Linked DNA regions of Homo sapiens: region 1 is linked to region 2. Evidence: chromatin loops called from intact Hi-C (ENCODE). Cell type or tissue: heart left ventricle. All regions are shown on one strand. Each heading gives the region's core, and the rest is flanking DNA. Links, peaks and the distances in the headings are about the cores only. Region 1 has its middle 130 kb from the start of FAM53A. Region 2 holds the start of LOC105374349 (a long non-coding RNA gene).

Region 1 (9,264 bases), core at 812-8,811, 79 kb after region 2:
ATGCTCTGGTTGAATAGATGGACGCACGGGTGGCTGGGTTTGGGATTTAGTGGGCAGGTGGGTGCATAGGTGGGTGGGGGAGGAATTGGGCGGGTGGAGACAGTAGTGAGGGGGTGTGTTTGGGAGCCCATGGGTGGGTGGGTGCATGAGCAGGTGGGTTTCTGGGCAGTGGTAGGTGGGCTGGTGCCTGGCGGGGGCCTGGGTACGGCCCGAGGGGCTTGCCCACTGGGCTTCTCCTGGCCTCCCCTGTTGGTGGAAGCCTCAGAGCCGCGGGACCCGGGAGTGGCGCTTTTGTCTGTTGCTTGGAAATAAACAAACCAAAAGAGAGACGCCGGCTGCCCCCTGAGGGCACCTGGAAACCACATACCGAGGTGATGGGGAGACAGACCGGGGGGCTGGTGAGGAGGGGTCCCCGTCAGACAGGTCAGACAGAGGGTGAGGGGTGGTTGCTGGGGTCGGGGCGAGGCAGCCTCATAGGCATTGAGTCCCAATTGCGCATGGGATGTCAGGGGCCTGTGGGGTCTGGGCCAGGGAGAGACCTGGCAGCCGGGGAGGGAGTGGCCTGGCAGCCGGGGAGGGGGTGGGAGCTGGCTCTGAGGGGGGCAACTGAGTGGGCTCCCTGGAGGAGGAGTGCCTGCAGGCCAGGGGGCTGTGGGTCATGGGGGCTCAGGGGAGAGCGATAGCTATGTCTGAACAAAAGGGTGGAGGCGGCACAGACCGGAGATCTCAGAGGAGGCATGGCGTCCCACAGCTGCGGAGGTGCAGGGCTGAGACCCCGGCAGGCCTCGTCGGGCGGCTGCCCATTCTCTCCAGGAGCCCCGTGGTGGGTGCGTCGTCCAGGCCATCCTGCTCAGCTTCGTGGACGTTGCACGCCATGCTTGCACCAGCTGGCGGGGCTGCCCCTCTAGCATTCTTTCCCAGGCATCTGGGCTGGGGGGCGGTGATGTGGAGAAGGCATCATTGAAGATGTTGTCGGGCCTGTGGGTTTCTTCCCTGCATCCCCCGGGCAGGCAGCTCACGCCATCACCCCAAGCCGTGCTGTGGAGGAGAGGAGCCATGGGTGCCTGTGAAGGGGTTGTTATTACACCGCCCTTGAAAACAGTCCCGTTATCAACTCTTCCACTCAATGGTTATGCCAGCAGCATTTATGTGCGCTGGTGACGGGGGCCTCGAGGCTCAGTACCGCCTGGCAGCCCTGGAGCCTCGGACCGGGTGCCCCGTATTCTCCTCGGCTAGATTAGGCCCCAGTGCCATCCTCCAAGCACCGAGGGCTTCCCGGGCCCCTTCCCAGACCCCGCCCCCCAACCTGCTTCCTTTTGCTAAAAAGCTAGATTTTTCTACTATTTGTGCTGCTTTTAATCCATAGGAAGTCAATTTTCCACTCATATATTAGTTTATTTTATATTTTCAAATTGATTCGACTATGCATTGATTTCCTGTTGTGGGCATTGTGTCCTGAGCCGGGATTACGCGTTTCGGAGAAGTGGATACTCGTGGCACATAAAGGTGCTTCTACGCCACAGAGCTCTTATCTTGAAGAGGGAGAGTCCAATTTTATTGAAACAGCTAAAATCCCACTTAATTGAATTTTTTTGCTCTAAGATGTACAAGCTTAGAGACGTTTGCTTTCCAATTCAACTCAGGCTCCGTGGTGTTTAAATTTCCAAACCCATAAAGACCTTTATGAAAAAGACCCTACAAATATTGTATTTCTGAGCGGGCGCGTCGGTGAGCACCCGGGTGGGAGTGGGGAGGCATCCGTGCCCTTGGACAGCCTTTGATCCTGCGGAGGGGCCCCGGGCGCTGGCTCCTGGACGGTGCCTCCCCTGGACCGCTCGCTCCCTTCCTTCGGGCCAGGCAGTTTCCTCTCCCCGCTGTGCTCGGTGGCCTGGGCTCTGCGGCTTCCTTAGTGGCCTTTCTGGGCGTCGCGAGGGTGCTGACCCCACCCTTGCCCCCACCCTTGTAGTGGCCGGGCCAGGTGGCCCTCATTCGTCAGGGACTGGCCCTGGCTGCCCGGTGGCTGAGCTGGGCTTTGACCCTGGCCACTGGCTCCCAGGCCCTCTCCCCTCACCTCCCACTGACTCTCAGGGAGGAGAGAGGAGAGGGGGTGAGCAGGCCGCACTCAGCGCCCAGCTCTCTGGAGCTGCTAGACGAAGCCTCCTGGACAGCAGCCTCTGCCACCGCTCGGCCCAGGCCATGCCCAGGGCAGGGGTGTGGCCAGTGTGTGTGGGGACCTGGGTCTGGGCGGGGTCTTCACTGCACCTGCCCTGGGCCTGGGCTCCAGGCCCACCAGTCACAGCTGGGTGAATGAAGGGGTGCCTGAGAGTTGGGGACCCTCTGTCTTGGGGTGTCTTAGGTGAGTCTGGGACCCTCTGTCTGGGGGTATTTCTCAGGTGAGTCTGGGACCCTCTGTCTGGGGGTGTCTTAGGTGAGTTTGGGACCCTCTGTCTGGGGGTATTTCTTAGGTGAGTCTGGGACCCTCTGTCTGGGGGTATTTCTCAGGTGAGGCTGGGACCCTCTGTCTGGGGGTATTTCTCAGGTGAGTCTGGGACCCTCTGTCTGGGGGTGTCTTAGCTGAGTCTGGGACCCTCTGTCTGGGGGTGTCTCTGAGGTGAGCTTGGGACCCTCTGTCTGGGGGTGTCTTAGGTGAGTCTGGGACCCTCTGTCTGGGGGTGTCTTAGGTGAGTCTGGGACCTTCTGTCTGGGGGTGTCTGTTGGGTTGGCTGAGACCCTCTGTCTGGGGGTGTCTCTGAGGTGAGTTTGGGACCCTCTGTCTGGGGGTGTCTCTGAGGTGAGTTTGGGACCCTCTGTCTGGGGGTGTCTTAGGTGAGTCTGGGACCCTCTGTCTGGGGGTATTTCTCAGGTGAGTCTGGGACCCTCTGTCTGGGGGTGTCTTAGCTGAGTCTGGGACCCTCTGTCTGGGGGTGTCTCTGAGGTGAGCTTGGGACCCTCTGTCTGGGGGTGTCTTAGGTGAGTCTGGGACCCTCTGTCTGGGGGTTCTTAGGTGAGTCTGGGACCTTCTGTCTGGGGGTATCTGTTGGGTTGGCTGGGCCTCCTCTGTCCTCAGGAGGCAACCTTGTCTTGCTCGCTGAGCCTGGCTGCCTCTTGAGTCCTGGAACCCGCTTGGCTGCTCCAGGCACGTGCTGGCCTCATGGGCACCAACCCACATGCAGGGACACAGGCTCCTGTGTGCTCTGCTCAGATGCAGCTCCACCTCCTGCCAGGTGCCACATGTGCCCCCCATGGAGTCATGCCCTGCTGCCCAGGCCCCACCTGACCACATCCAGCCTCCGTCAAGGCCTGGTCCCCATCCCTGGAAAGGCCAGACACTGGGCCGTGACACCCCCTTCCCACCTCCCACCTGCCCACCGGACTCTTTACTGAGTCTGCCCTGGCCTGGGGCCTGAGCACCTGTGGGCTGGGCATGGCCAGGTGGAGTGGACCCTGGGGACCCTAAGAAGCTCCTCCCAGCCTTGAGCGTCCACCCCAGCCATGCCCCTGGGGCTCCTAAATCCCCATGGCCCTTAGACACACTGAGGGGGAATGGTGGGTCCAAGGACAGCTCCTTCCCCCTGGAGACGGGGTGGGGTCTAGGCCTGCTTCACCTCTGGTCCCCTACCCCAGCCTCAGTTTCCCTCTAGCGCCAGGGGCTGGGGCTACACCTCACTCCTGTGGCCGCTGGATTGGTGGTCTGAATGCCAAGCTGGGGCAGACGGGAGCTTGGCCTGACTCCAGGCCCTGCACTGGCCATGGCGCCGTGAGTGGGTGGCCCCCTCAACTGTTGGGGGGGTGGCCCTGCCTCTGGGGACACCAGCCCCCTCTCCCCAGCCTGTACTATCATCTGTTCTTCACGGTTCCTCTGTCTTCCCACCACCTTTGGCCGGGTTCGGAGCCCTCCTGGTGTGCTGGGCCCCGGGGCTGTCCTGCCCAGGCAGTGAGTGTCATTTAGGGGGGCAGGCTGGGGTGGGCAGTGGTGCTGGGTGCCGAAGAAGGCCTGTCTCTCTAGGTGAGGCCTCTCTCTAGGAGTGCTGGGCCGGGTGCAGGGCCAGCAACTCAGGCGTGCACAGCCCTGACCGTTATCCGATGCCTCTTCACACACAGTTGCACAGACGACAGTTTAATGGCGCTTTGTAATGGGAGCTCCTCTGTATCTCTATCCCATGAAAATGGCTAACGGTGATAAGGGAAGGAAGAAATGAAGAGTCTGCAAGGCCCCTGCCCACCTGCTCCTGAGAACACGCTCGCCACCTGCGGGCATCGCCTTTGCTCCCTGTAGCCTCCAGGAGATCTCTGACCCACCAGGGGCAGGGGAGGGCATTGGTGGGGGGCTGGGGGCATACAAGGGGAGGCCGGGGCTGGGCCCAGGGGTGGCCGCCGGCCCCTTCTTCTGTTTCTGGGGTGGGAGGGCTTTGGCAGGGCCCTTTTGGGGTGTGTGGCCCGACCCAGCCTGGGTGGTGCAGCCCTGAGGGCCCGGGCAGTGCAGGGAGAGCCCAGGTCTGCAGCCCTTGAGCAGCAGGTTTCATCATTCATTCATCCATTTAGTGGCTGTTTCCTGAAAAACCTCTGGGACTGCGCCCCAAACCTCCCGAGTCTTAGAGAGTCATGCAGCCGGAGAGTGGCTGCTCCTAGGGCGGGAGTTCAGGGGAGGTGCAGTCAGCTCAGAGTCACCACTGGGCAGTGCAGTCTGGGGAGACTTCCTGGAGGAGGTGGCATTGTCACCGTGCCCCGAAGCATTTGAGCCCCTGGACTCGGGACCCCTCGCTGCCCAGGGGCATTGCCGGCCATCACTCTTCTCCCCGACAGTTTGTGCTGTCCCAGAAGAGCACAGCTGCTGAAATGTGCTCCCCATCTCCCCTGACAAGCTCCACCATCTTGCCCCATCCTCCCCTGCCAGCCCCTCGGGGGCGTGTGGGACAGGACACCCAAGTCCCGCTCCTTCTTGCCCTCAGCATCCCCTCTCAGCTTGTGCACACTAGAGGCTGGATCTGGAGGATGGGGCAGAGAGGCCTCCGGGTCCTGTTGTGGGGACGGCTGGCACCGGCCTTCGGCCTTCAGTGGGTGGTCCCACTGAAGCACGGCCTTCTCTGGCCCCATGCCTGACTGTGAATGGGTGAGGCTCTGAGGACCACAGAGACCTGTCCCTCAGGCCCTGCCCATCCCTCCTGCCTGGGGCTCTGGGGCTGGGTCAGTGAGAGCAGATCAGGCAGTATCTGGGGAGTCCCAGCTCTGCCCTCAACTTGCCCTGAGGTGACAAAGCCTCGACTGAAGGCGAGTGGGACCCACTGGGTCTGCAGTAGGGAAGGTCCAGGCCCGACCACACCTGGGGGCTGTCCCGGCTCTGGCCTTGGCCCAGGCCCCCCCCACCACCCCGACCAAGCTGGCCTTCCTGCCTGCACCCATCTGGGTCTTCTGTGCCCCTGAGCTGGGGCAGTGCCCCCGCCAGCATCCCAAGAACAGGAACGGGCCGCAGAGGACCAGATGTGACTGCACAGGGGCCTGGACGCCAGCTTCTTCCCTCCCGCCTGCTTTCTCACCTGGAACCGTGGCCATCTCAGAGGAAACCCGCCTGTCTCGGGATTTTCTCACCCGCAGAGCGGGGAGGGCCCTCTGGGCTGCCTGCAGTGCACCGTGTGTCCAGCAGGGGGCAAGCGCCCGGCCCCGGAGCCGCAGCAGGGTCCGCTTGGGGCCGCACAGGGTCCTCGCCCGACCTGTGTCTGAACACGCAGGAGCGGCCGGGCCAGGCAGTCCCAGCGCATTTTAATAGTGGAATGTAATTCCTGGGCGGCAGAAAAATGAAAGTGAGAAGTCTATGAATTATTGCAAATGCTCTCGATCTGCTGGGCCGTGCAGCGGGGCCCTGGGCTGCAAAGCCTTTTTTTCTCATGTTTAAGTTGGCGTGGAAGATGAAATAGTCACAGAGACGCAGTGGCCCCTCAAAGCTGTTATTGCCAGCTGTGTGTCTCCTGTAAACACTTTTCTGATTTATAACCTCACTCTGCTTTATAAATGGAAAAACCAGAAACGCCTTCAGGAGCAGCCTTTCACCGCCCAAGAGGCCTCTGCGTCCACACGTGGCCGCGGGGGCAGGGTGCCGAGGCTTCTGGTCAGCCTTCCTTCCCAGGGCCAAGGCCTCCACCTAGGCCTGGCGCGAATGTGGGTCCCGGAAGGGTGACCCACGGTGCCTGTTTGCCTGGGACGGACGGGGTTTCCGGAACTCGGGGAATTCGATGCAAACCTGGCAGGTTCCCGGCAAGCTGCTTCCCTGGACTCTGGCGGTTCTTCTTTTGGTCGACAGATGCTGTGGACGGGTTTTCTGTTTGTTTTGGAAGGAGAGGGGGTACTCAGACATCCGGCGATTGTCTTTGCTGGCCTGTGTCCGAGAGGGGAAGCTGATGCCTGTGGCTGGAGGACCTCGTGTCGTACCTAGAGTCCCCTCAGGACGGCCGACTGCCAGCCATGGGCCACCCGGGAGCTCACCCCACAGCCCCACCTCGGTGCCCACACCTGGGCCAGGTGGCCATGGGGTCCCCAAGCCTCGTGCAGATGAGGGAAGGGACTCGCTGCAGCCTCCATGCTGGCGTCTGGCCTCAGAAAGAGGGCTCAGGAAACGTTGGCCACTGACTCCTGATATCACAGTAACCCAGGGCGGCTGGGATGCTGTCCTGCTCAATGGGGAACTGAGTCACTTGTCCCAAGTCCTGCAGTGACCCAGAACCGTGCAGGTCCAACCCGGAGCAGCAGAGCCCTTGGAGCAGGCGGTGTGGATGGCAGCCCCATCACAGCCAGGATGCGGGGTCAGCTGGGGTGTGGGTTGTCAGTCTCCTGGAGTTGTCTGGGGTGTGGGTTGTCAGCATACTGGGGTTGCCTAGGGTTATTTGGGGAGTGGGTTGTCAGTGTCCCGGGGTTGTCTGGGATTGTCTGGGGTGTGGGTTGTCAGTGTCCCAGGGTTATTTCGGGTGTGGGTGTGGGTTTTCAGTGCCTCGGGGTTGTCTAGGGTGTGGACTGTCGATGTCCCGGGGTCGTCTGGGGTGTGGGATGTGGGTTGTGGCCTGGGGTTACCTGGGGCGATGCCTCCCCTCTCCGGGGCAGGTCTTCGTAACATCAGGAATTTGCAGGCACATGTGTCTGGGTGTTGGGAAGCAAACAGTCTGTGCTGGATTTGCTGTGTGGATTCTTGAATTATCTGGAGAATACAAGCTTCTTGATGAAAAGTGTGATTTTGTGTTATGAACCGGAGAGTCATGGGCTATCAGGCCGGGGGCTGGGTAATGTCCTGAATGGCAGGCGCTGTCGTTTCCAGGAAAGACGATGGTGTGAACGTGCCATTCACCCTTTAGAGCCCGAGGCTCAGGGCCCACACTGAGGCCCTGCACTGCTTCTAAGTCTGCCCAGGATCAAGAGCCCTTGGGCAGGGGGTGTGGGTCCCTGGAGACAAGTTTATCAGTAAAGCAGGAGACCTTGACCGCCAGCTGAGAGCCTGGGGCGGGTCTGGCTGTCCAGCTGAGAGCCTGGGGCAGGGGTCCGGCTGTCCTGCTGAGAGCCTGGGGCAGGGGGTCCGGCTGTCCTGCTGAGAGCCTGGGGCAAGGGGTCCGGCTGTCCTGCTGAGTACCTGGGGCAGGGGTCCGGCTGTCCTGCTGAGAGCCTGGGGCAAGGGGTCCGGCTGTCCTGCTGAGTACCTGGGGTAGGGGTCCGGCTGTCCTGCTGAGTACCTGGGGCAGGGGTCCGGCTGTCCTGCTGAGAGCCTGGGGCAAGGGGTCCGGCTGTCCTGCTGAGAGCCTGGGGCAGGGGTCCGGCTGTCCTGCTGAGAGCCTGGGGCAGGGGTCCGGCTGTCCTGCTGAGAGCCTGGGGCAGGGGTCCGGCTGTCCTGCTGAGAGCCTGGGGCAGGGGTCCGGCTGTCCTGCTGAGAGCCTGGGGCAGGGGTCCGGCTGTCCTGCTGAGAGCCTGGGGCAGGGGTCCGGCTGTCCTGCTGAGTACCTGGGGCAGGGGTCCGGCTGTCCTGCTGAGAGCCTGGGGCAGGGGTCCGGCTGTCCTGCTGAGAGCCTGGGGCAGGGGTCCGGCTGTCCTGCTGAGAGCCTGGGGCAGGGGTCCGGCTGTCCTGCTGAGTACCTGGGGCAGGGGTCCGGCTGTCCTGCTGAGAGCCTGGGGCAGGGGGTCCGGCTGTCCAGCTGAGAGCCTGGGGCAGGGGTCCGGCTGTCCTGCTGAGAGCCTGGGGCAGGGGTCTGGCTGTCCTGCTGAGAGCCTGGGGCAGGGGTCCGGCTGTCCTGCTGAGTACCTGGGGCAGGGGTCCGGCTGTCCTGCTGAGAGCCTGGGGCAAGGGGTCCGGCTGTCCTGCTGAGTACCTGGGGTAGGGGTCCGGCTGTCCTGCTGAGTACCTGGGGCAGGGGTCCGGCTGTCCTGCTGAGAGCCTGGGGCAAGGGGTCCGGCTGTCCTGCTGAGAGCCTGGGGCAGGGGTCCGGCTGTCCTGCTGAGAGCCTGGGGCAGGGGTCCGGCTGTCCTGCTGAGAGCCTGGGGCAGGGGTCCGGCTGTCCTGCTGAGAGCCTGGGGCAGGGGTCCGGCTGTCCTGCTGAGAGCCTGGGGCAGGGGTCCGGCTGTCCTGCTGAGAGCCTGGGGCAGGGGTCCGGCTGTCCTGCTGAGTACCTGGGGCAGGGGTCCGGCTGTCCTGCTGAGAGCCTGGGGCAGGGGTCCGGCTGTCCTGCTGAGAGCCTGGGGCAGGGGTCCGGCTGTCCTGCTGAGAGCCTGGGGCAGGGGTCCGGCTGTCCTGCTGAGTACCTGGGGCAGGGGTCCGGCTGTCCTGCTGAGAGCCTGGGGCAGGGGTCCGGCTGTCCTGCTGAGAGCCTGGGGCGGGTCTGGCTGTCCTGCTGAGTACCTGGGGCAGGGGTCCGGCTGTCCTGCTGAGAGCCTGGGGCAGGGGTCCGGCTGTCCTGCTGAGAGCCTGGGGCAGGGGTCCGGCTGTCCTGCTGAGAGCCTGGGGCAGGGGTCCGGCTGTCCTGCTGAGAGCCTGGGGCAGGGGTCCGGCTGTCCTGCTGAGTACCTGGGGCAGGGGTCCGGCTGTCCTGCTGAGAGCCTGGGGCAGGGGTCCGGCTGTCCTGCTGAGAGCCTGGGGCAGGGGTCCGGCTGTCCTGCTGAGAGCCTGGGGCAGGGGTCCGGCTGTCCTGCTGAGAGCCTGGGGCAGGGGTCCGGCTGTCCTGCTGAGAGCCTGGGGCAGGGGTCCGGCTGTCCTGCTGAGAGCCTGGGGCAGGGGTCCGGCTGTCCTGCTGAGAGCCT
Region 2 (9,264 bases), core at 576-8,575:
AGGGAGATATGCGCTCGTGTGTGTGAGCATGAGTGTACCTATGCATGTGAGCACGTGTACCTATGTGTGTGAGCATGAGTACCTATGTTTGTGAGCATGAGTGTAAAGCTATGTGTGTGCACATGAGCGTGTACCTATGTGTGTGCGCATGAGCATGTACCTATGCGTGTGAGCATGAGCGTGTACCTATGCGTGTGAGCACGAGTGTGTACCTATGCCTGCGTGCGCCCTGTGCACATGCATGTATGTCTGTGCACGTGTGTGCATATGTGCCTACAGGCATAACTACATGTGTGCCTACATTTTCTGCATGGGAGTCTGTGTGTAAGTGTACCTGTGTGTGTGCACGTGTAACTGTGTGTCCACAGGTATTTGCAGGTGGGTCTGTGTGCACATGGGCATGTGTGTCCATGTACAACTGTATAATATGCACACGTGTGAGCACTGTGTAGTGTGTGCCTGCGTGGTGTGTATACACAGGCGTGCAAACTGCCCACGTGCATGCACGCCTGTGGAGCGTTCTGTGGCTTCAGACGGCTGCTGAGTCAAGGATGGTGATGAGAGGACTCAGGCTTCGTTCCAGCTTTGTCCCCGTGGCTCTACTCTAAGGGCGCAGATGATAAAACGTCACGAATGGGTGTTGCTTTTATTATTTGTTAGTTGTCTGTTGAGACGGTCATGTGACAGTTCTCTTGTCATCTGTGGGTCGGTCTTCTTGGGGGTCCATGTCAGAATACTGCACAGTGGGCTTAAACAGCAGAGCTGTCTCTCCTCCCAGTTCTGGAGGCTGGAAGTCCGAGATGGAAGCATCAGGAGGGCCACTTTCTCCCAGGGCCTCGCTCTGTGGTTCAAAGGCGGCCACTATCTCCCTGTCTGCACGTGGTCGTTTCTCTGTGTGTGTCTGTGTCCTCATCTTCTTCCTCTTCCTATGAGGACACAGGTCAGATTAGATTAGGACCGACTCGTGTGACCTTATTTAACCCTAACTACCTCTTTAGAGACCGTATCTCCAAATACTAAACTTTTTTTTTTTTTTTTTTGAGATGGAATCTTACTGTGTCACCCAGGCTGGAGTGCAGTGGAGTAATCTCAGCTCACTGCGACCTCCACCTACCGGGTTCAAGCGATTCTCCTACCTCACCCTCCTGAGTAGCTGGGATTACAGGCACGTGCCACCACACCCCTATAATTTTTTGTATTTGTACTAGAGACGGGGTTTCATCATGTTGGCCAGGCTGGTCTCAGACTCCTGACCTCAAGTGATCCACCCATCTTGGCCTCCCAAAGTGTTGGGATTACAGGCGTGAGCCACCATGCCTGGCCGTGGCTTGGATAATTTTTAAAAGTGAGGAGCAATTTTTTTGTTGCTGTTTCCTTGTATATCATGTGTCCCCCGTCCTCAGGAAGCTTTTAAGATCTCTGTATTTTTGGTTTTCAGTGGGTTGCCTGTGGGAGCGGCTTTTCTGTGTGTTTATTCCACGTGTTTGCTGGTTGATTTGGCTGTTTTTTTTAGCTTCTTGAATCAGTGTTTCTATAGCTTTTTCCTTCTGTAGGGTGCCTCAGTCTCCCCACTCTCTTTCTCTGGGGCGTCTCAGAGGCTGCCCAGTGCACCGTGGATATGGCACCTTCCCTCTGTGGTTGGGCGCCTTCAGCTCAGAGGCTGTTTCCCTGGGACTGCTGTGTGCCCTTCCCTGAGGAGTTCCCAGGCAGCGGGGGACACACTCCAGGGACAGGAAGCCGTAATGCCCGGCACAGGAGCCCCACAGTGCTGTCCCTGGACTCTCAGAGGTTAGCATGTGTGGGAACGGCCTGGGCTGCAAGCTGGCCTCACTGCCCCACACTGAGGCCCAGAGACCTGGCCTTGCCTGGGACATGGGGTTGATGGAGACCTTTGCTGCCCACAGCAGGCCTGGGGCTGCCTCTGGCTTGTCCACCGCTGCTATTGCAGCTCCCGGGGCAAAAGGCTGCTGGGAAGCCCCAAGCAGGGTCTCCGCCTGCCTCAGCCCCGCTCCAAGTCGTATGCCTCTCAAGTGACAGGTGGCAGAGTCAGAGCCATCCTGACTCCAGTCTTTCTCCTCTAAAGTGTTATAATAATTTATTGGAAACATTGTTTTTATTGTTAGTATTAATACATTTATTAATTTATTATTATATTATTTTTGAGACAGGGTCTCCCCCAGTCACCAAGATTGGAGTGCAGTGGTGTGATCATGGCTCACTGCAGTCTTGACCTCTGGGGCTCAAACAGTCCTCCTGCCTCACCCTCCCAAAGTGCTGGGACTGCAGGCGCGTGCCATGGTGCCCAGCCTCAACATAAAATTTAGTGTTCAGTTAACTGGCATTTAGTACATTCGTGAGATGGTGCAGACACCGCCTCTCTCTGGTTCCAAACCATTTTATCCCATCGCCCAAATGAGCCCCCTCCCCACGAGTGGGCGCTCCCCACCCTGCCCTGCCCTGGCAGCCTCCCCTCCGCTTGTTGTCTCTGTGGAGCTGGGCATTTCGTAGACGTGGGATCATGCTGTGCGGGCCTTTTCTGTCTGGCTTCCACGATGGTGTTTAGAGCAGGCTCCTGGCCTGTCTTGGGAGTGGCGGTGAGGCTGAGGGGAATTGCTGAGCCTGCCTCAGGTGTGGGACGGACTGGCTGAACGGGGCCCGGGGCGTGTATTTTTGTAGACCCTGCTCTTGCCTGTGTGTCCCCATACACGATTCGTGACACGTGATCCATGAGTTGGGGGTCGGCAAACCGCGGCCCACTGGCCACATACAGACGCGGCCTGTTTCCGTAGAGTTTGATGGGAACTCCCCGACGTGCATTTGTGTAGACCTTGGCTGTGGCTGTTTCGGCTGCAGTGGCAGAGGTGAGTGGTCTCAGCAGACACCATGGGGGCCACAACACCAAGGTGGGCTCTGACCCCCTGGTCACGGGCAGCTCAGAGGACAGGGTGTCTCAGGCCCCTGCAGCAGGTGGCACCAGGGCCAGGCTGTCTTGTGCACCTGCCTCGTGGGCAGCTCCGACAGCTTGGAAGGGGATGACCTACCCCTGTGTGTGAGGAGTTGGTCCCCTTGTCCAGGACTCATACCCTCACCACACCTGGCAGGCAGGCAGCCGGGTGAGGTGTCCAGCGGGGTCTCACTGTGGTCTTTTTGTGCTGGGCGGAGGGGGAAGCAGGGGGACATGGGGAAGGATGAGGAAGGGAGCACAGAAGGGAAGGTCTGGGAGAGGGGAAGCTCCATCCGGCATCTGCTCAGGCCAGGGCCCATCTGAATAAACCACAGCTTTAAGCCGGGGTGTGAGGCCCAGGCTGTCCCCAGCGAGGCCGTGTGTGGTGGAGCTGGGCCAGCCCTCTGGCCACAGAGATGAGCTGTGGGTGGGCCGGGGTGGGCCCAGCCTTGTTCTCAGAGCTGCTTCCGGGACTAACTGCCTTCGGAGACTCAAACGATCCTCCTGCCTCAGCCTCCCAAAGGGACCCCAGGTTGGGTCCCTCTTCCCAAGGGGCTGAGTCTGGGCCTGAGAGCCCTGCTCTGGGAGTCCCCCTTGTACTCTTCACTGAAGCTGGGCACTGGCAAGGCCCTGCCTTAGCCCTGGGCAGCTCCTGTCTGCTGAGGACCCGTGCGGGCAGCCACAGGCAGGATGAGGGGGTGGCCCAGAGCTGGTGGAGCCTGGACAGGCCCAACCCCAGGCCAAGGCCATGGCCAGTGGCCCTCAGGACGGACATGTCTCCTACTGCCCCCTGGCCAGGCCTCCAGGGCACAGTCGAGGCCCAGGACTGACTCGGGCCACCCTAGAGGGGTCCTGAGGCCCCAGGCTCCGCTTTCCCTGGCGGGCCCAGCTGCCGGGTGGTCTGGCCTGGCCTGAGGCTTCGCCCGCACTTCCCCTGGAGGCCGCTGGGTGGCAGCAGAGATTGACTCTAGGTGGTGGCCACAGCCTCGGCCTCCCTCTGTGGGCCCTGGAGTCCTGGTGGAGAGTGCAGACCCCCTGGGGTCCCAGGTGCGGTGGGGATGGGGCTCCCTCCACCATGGGTCTGGCCCACTCTAGTGCCCCAGGGACCCTGCTCCTTCCTCTTCCCAGCTGGGCTGGGCGAGGTATCCGCCTGGAGGGGATCGAGGTGCTGTCCCCCAACGCAGGCATGGCGCACATCCTGGGGTGGACGTGGGTGAGAGGAGAACCCCACGGCCCCTGCCTCCTGGAGACCACGCGGTCACGGGGACTCATCGTGGATTTAAGGCACACAGGGCCCCAGGGGAGAAGGTACTCAAACTCAGGTGTTCCAAGGCCCCCTTATCTTGGGCTACGGAGTAGGGGACCCTGCAGTGGGCGAAGCCTGGGGAGTCTTAGTGCAAGTGTGTGCCCTCCCCCCATGCCAACCTCCCCCATGCCACCCTCCCCCATGCCACCCTCCCCCCATGGCACCCTCCCCCCATGCCACTCCCCCATGCCACCCTCCCCCCATGGCACCCTCCCCCCCATGCCACTCCCCCATGCCACCCTCCCCCATGCCACCCTCCCGCCATGCCACTCTTCCCGTGCCACCCTCCCACCATGCCACCCTCCCCCATGCCACCCTCCCCCCATGCCACCCTCCCCATGCCACTCTCCCCCATGCCACCCTCCCCCCGTGGCATGCTCCCCCTGCCACCCTCCCCCCATGCCACCCTCCCCCCGTGCCACCCTCCCCGCCCAGGTGCGCCCTCCCTTCGTGCCACGCACCCCCCGAGGTGCACCCTCCCCCCATGCCACCCTCCCCCATGCCACCCTCCCGCCATGCCACTCTCCCCGTGCCACCCTCCCGCCATGCCACCCTCCCCGTGCCACCCTCCCGCCATGCCACCCTCCCCCATGCCACCCTCCCCCATGCCACCCTCTCCCATGCCACCCTCCCCCATGCCACCCTCCCCATGCCACCCCCCCCATGCCACTCTCCCCCATGCCACCCTCCCCCCGTGGCACCCTCCCCCCGTGCCACCCTCCCCGTCCAGGTACACCCTCCCCCCATGCCACCCTCCCCCCGTGCCACCCTCCCCCTATGCCACCCTCCCTGTTCAGGTACACCCTCCCCTGGGCCACCCTCCCTGCCCACGTGCGTGCCCTCCCCCGTGCCACCCTCCCCGCCCAGGTGCACCCTCCCTTCATGCCACCCACCCCCTGAGGTGCACCCTCCCCCCGTGCCACCCTCCCCACCCAGGTGCATGTGGGTTGACCCCAGGGCCTATGGAATCCTCTCAGCCTCATCACTGGATGCTGCCGTTGACAGGAGGACCCTGAAGGTAGATGGGACTTGCCTGCGGGCATCAGCTCACAAGCAGAGCCTGTCTCTCCCAGAGTCACTTCATGGTGGGTGGGAGGCTCATGGCTCAAGCTCCAGGCCCCCTGCATGACCTCTGGAGGGGCTGCCCTGCTGAGTGGAGACCCCCAGGTGGGGCTGCTGCTGGGACACATGCCAGAGGGCAAGGGGGTGGTGGAGGGAGGGAGTGGGACCCTCTGGCCCTGGGCTTCCTCCCCGACACCCTTCCCCTGCAGGCCTCAGCTGCAGCTCTTGGCCACTTGGCCCCAGTGTGGACACTGTCTCTGCCCTGGAGAATGTGGAGAGGACAAGAAGGATCAGGCCCACGGCGGATGGGAGCCCCAGCTCTCCACCATGCTGTGGGGAGGGGTCAGCCTGGCAGGGTCTGCTGGGGAGCTGTGGCCAGGTGGGCTCCAAGCAGGGGACTGGGTGTGTGTGGCACCCCAGGGTGCTTTCCATCTGAGTCTCCAGCGTAAGCAGCCCCGTGGTTATACAAGTGACTGTGGTCCATAAACATTCCGGGAGGTGTATCCGTCAGTCGGCAGTTCACGGCTGCTCTGTCACCCGAGGGCGTGAGCTACTCAGGGAACAGAAACACCAACCAAGCGGCCACCATGGCCTCAGCAGGATCAGGCCCTGCCTGAGCACTCTGGGTGCCTTGGGGTCAAATGGTAGTGGTCGTGTTCCCTTCTCCTGCTGGGCTGGGCCCTGAGTGCCCAGTGCTGGGGCCGGTGGGGACCTGGTTGGCTGAGGGAGGCTGTGTGTGAGGGTGCAAGGCCAAGCTGGACGGCTTCCTGGGGGCCGACCTGGGGGCACCGGAGCGAAGCCCCACCCTCCTGGCCTGCGTCCACATGGCCACGCTTGGTCCTGTGCCTCTGGCTGGCCTCACTGGGCCCATGGTTGCCACTCTTTGCCAAGCCTTAGTCTGTCCTGTCCCACAGCCCCTGCCCTCAGGCAGCCTCCAGGCCAGGCCCCCACCCTCTCCATCTGGAGGCTGGGGGAGGGCTGGCCCCTCCCCACATACAGGCCACAGAACCTGTGATTGAGCCCTGGCCAGGGGCTCAATCAGTTGGATGAACAGTGGGTGGGTTTGTGATGGAGACTCAGGGCTGTGTGTTGGCACTGCCAGGCTGAGTCTCTGGGCTCAGGGCATGGCTGTAGCTGAGAGTCTACACTGTCCTGGGTCCCCCAGACTCAAAACATCACTGTGGCTGAGAGTCTGCACTGTCCCGGGTCCTCCCCGGGTCCCCCCGGGCTCAGGGCATGGCCGTGGCTGAGAGTTTACACTGTCCCGGGTCCCCCAGATGCAAAACATCACTGTGGCTGAGAGTCTACACTGTCCCAGGTCCTCCCCGGGTCCCCCCGGGCTCAGGGCATGGCTGTGGCTGAGAGTCTACACTGTCCCGGGTCCTCCCCTGGTCCCCCCGGGCTCAGGGCATGGCCGTGGCTGAGAGTCTACACTGGGTCCTCCCCGACTTCCCCGCTGGGTCTGGTGATCGGGGTTCTTCCTGTTCTGTGTGACTGGCAGCCTCTGGTCTGCGTCGGGCTCCCTGGGCTCTGCTGTCTGGGTCAGCTTCTGCTGTGAGATGCTGTGGAAGGAAAGCCCACGTGGACGGCTCGTGACGGCCACCGTCTGTTCATGCTCCATGCAGCTGTAGTCACTTGGGCTCAGCTTGGGGTAAGGTCCGGCCTGACCCCTACCTCCTCCTCCTGGGCCAACCGCCCCTGGCTTGCTCTGCTCCTGGTGTGGGCAGAGCACAAGACGAAAGCCCTATGCACCAGGGTCATCCAGGAGCCAGATGGAGACAGGAACAAGGCCCAGAAGGACGGCAGGGGCTCACACCACTTCCCCTGCACCCTGGCAGGCAGCCACACCGAGTCGGGGCAGGAAAAACATGCTGGGCCGCCTCCTGGAAGGCTCTGCAGAGGATCCTGTGGAGGATTCTGATGGGCGGATCCTGGGGAAGGGGTTGGAAGCCCAGATCCCACCCGCTGAACCTGCCTCTGGGGTCTCTGGACAGCTCCTGGCTGCCCAGACATGACCTGTGCTGGCCAGGGCGGTGGCTTCAGTCTCCCCCAAGGCTCCACTTGGCGTGACCCTGACCACGTGGGCCGGGACGTGGGGCCTTCTGATCACCTGGCGTGACCCTGACCATGTGGGCCGGGACGTGGGGCCTTCTGATCACCTGGCGTGACCCTGACCACATGGGCTGGTACGTAGGGCCTTCTGATCACCTGGCGTGACCCTGACCACGTGGGTCGGGACGTGGGGCCTTCTGATCACCTGGCGTGACCCTGACCACGTGGGTCGGGACATGGGGGCTTCTGATCACCTGGCGTGACCCTGACCACGTGGGCCGGGACGTGGGGCCTTCTGATCACCTGGTGTGACCCCTGACCACGTGGGCCGGGACGTGGGGCCTTCTGATCACCTGGTGTGACCCTGACCACGTGGGCCGGGACGTGGGGCCTTCTGATCACCTGGTGTGACCCTGACCACGTGGGTCGGGACGTGGGGGCTTCTGATCACCTGGCGTGACCCTGACCACGTGGGCCGGGACGTGGGGCCTTCTGATCACCTGGTGTGACCCCTGACCACGTGGGCCGGGACGTGGGGCCTTCTGATCACCTGGTGTGACCCCTGACCACGTGGGTCGGGACGTGGGGCCTTCTGATCACCTGGCGTGACCCTGACCACGTGGGCTGGGACGTGGGGCCTTCTGATCACCTGGTGTGACCCCTGACCACGTGGGCCGGGACGTGGGGCCTTCTGATCACCTGGTGTGACCCCTGACCACGTGGGTCGGGACGTGGGGGCTTCTGATCACCTGGCGTGACCCTGACCACGTGGGCCGGGACGTGGGGCCTTCTGATCACCTGGCGTGACCCTGACCACGTGGGCTGGGACGTGGGGCCTTCTGATCACCTGGTGTGACCCCTGACCACGTGGGCCGGGACGTGGGGGCTTCTGATCACTTGGCGTGACCCTGACCACGTGGGCCGGGACGTGGGGGCTTCTGATCACCTGGTGTGACCCCTGACCACGTGGGCCGGGACATAGGACCTTCTGATGCCTTTTGGGCCCTTGGGTCCTTGAGTGGTTCTTCCAGGAGGGCCTCTGGGGGAGTCTGGAGTGTGCCCGCATGTCAGGGGAGAGCTTTGCTGTCATCTGGCGTGAAACACAGCATCTGGGACAGAATTCCAGGTGCCTTCTCAGCCAGACCCGCAGCGTGGCGGTACCTGGCGTGGTGGCGGGGAGGCGGGCTGGCCTGGCTGTGAGTCCTCACCTTTGGTTTGCGCGGAGGGTTCTGTTATTGCCTTTGAGGATGTAGATGTCTCCAGAGGGGCTGAGTGGGAATCTTCCTACAGGTTTTGCCTGGAATGGGGGCCCTGGAGTCCCTGCGCAGTCACCCCTGCCGTCCTTCTGGGCCTTGTTCCTTTCTCCGTCTCACTCCTGGATGACCCGTCAGCCTCCGCACTGTCACATTTGTGGTTCGGGGGGTCACGGCGCTTTCTGCCTCTTGAAGCACCAGTCCCCCTCAGAGCCTCAGTTTCTCCACTATGAAGCAGGGATACCTGTGTCTCCCTTGACACAGCGCCTGACCTGGGGGCATCCCTGGTGAGCCCTGCGTCCAGCCCCACCCTGCCTGCCGTGGGCCCTGCGAAGTGCTGGGCAGTGGACATGGCCACTGTGTCACAGACAAGATGAGGCCCAGGGACCTGAGCCAGTCGTGGCCCATGCCCATGCCCACAATGCCAGCCCTCCCTGGCCCCACTGAGCAAGGGGCTCTTCTATGCCTCAGGGAGGGGGCACCTGGCCACCAGTGGTCCCTGCAGACGACACAGCTGGAGTAGGACAGGCCACCCACAGCCTGCCCAGAAATGTGGGACGGGAATCTCAGGCCTCACACCCGCCCCAGGCAGGCATGGCCCCTGGGCCCTCAGGTATGCCCCAGGGTCCCGGGGGAGGCTTGGCCCC

Evidence for each region. Hi-C counts contacts between places; a loop is a spot of excess contacts. Peaks named below come from ENCODE experiments on the same cell type or tissue, not always from the same donor. Only the 100,000 strongest peaks of a DNase experiment are listed, where the experiment ranks them.
Region 1: it touches region 2 in a loop (2.7-fold over the local background); 1 of 110 quality-filtered maps calls a loop at or near these places.

Annotation. Positions count from the first base shown.
Region 1 is chr4:1,545,405-1,554,668 of GRCh38, reverse strand. No RefSeq gene overlaps it. Among named protein-coding and RNA genes, the nearest start is that of FAM53A, 130 kb to the left of the region's middle. RefSeq lists silencers at 2,659-2,829, 5,546-5,665 and an enhancer at 4,925-5,781. In heart left ventricle, for the core only: a CTCF peak has its summit at 5,645 (motif pointing right); DNase peaks (open chromatin) are centred at 5,628, 6,128, 6,438, 6,708 and 2 weaker places; H3K4me3 peaks cover 2,527 bases; H3K27ac peaks cover 1,837 bases; H3K27me3 peaks cover 2,196 bases.
Region 2 is chr4:1,623,940-1,633,203 of GRCh38, reverse strand. It overlaps LOC105374349 (a long non-coding RNA gene), which reads left to right and starts at 3,919. Exons shown (of 3, transcript XR_925052.3): 1 at 3,919-4,252; 2 at 5,187-5,268; 3 at 5,522-5,890. It also overlaps a transcript of FAM53A not described here. RefSeq lists an enhancer at 3,952-4,091. In heart left ventricle, for the core only: CTCF peaks have their summits at 3,674 and 3,882 (motif pointing right); a DNase peak (open chromatin) is centred at 3,883.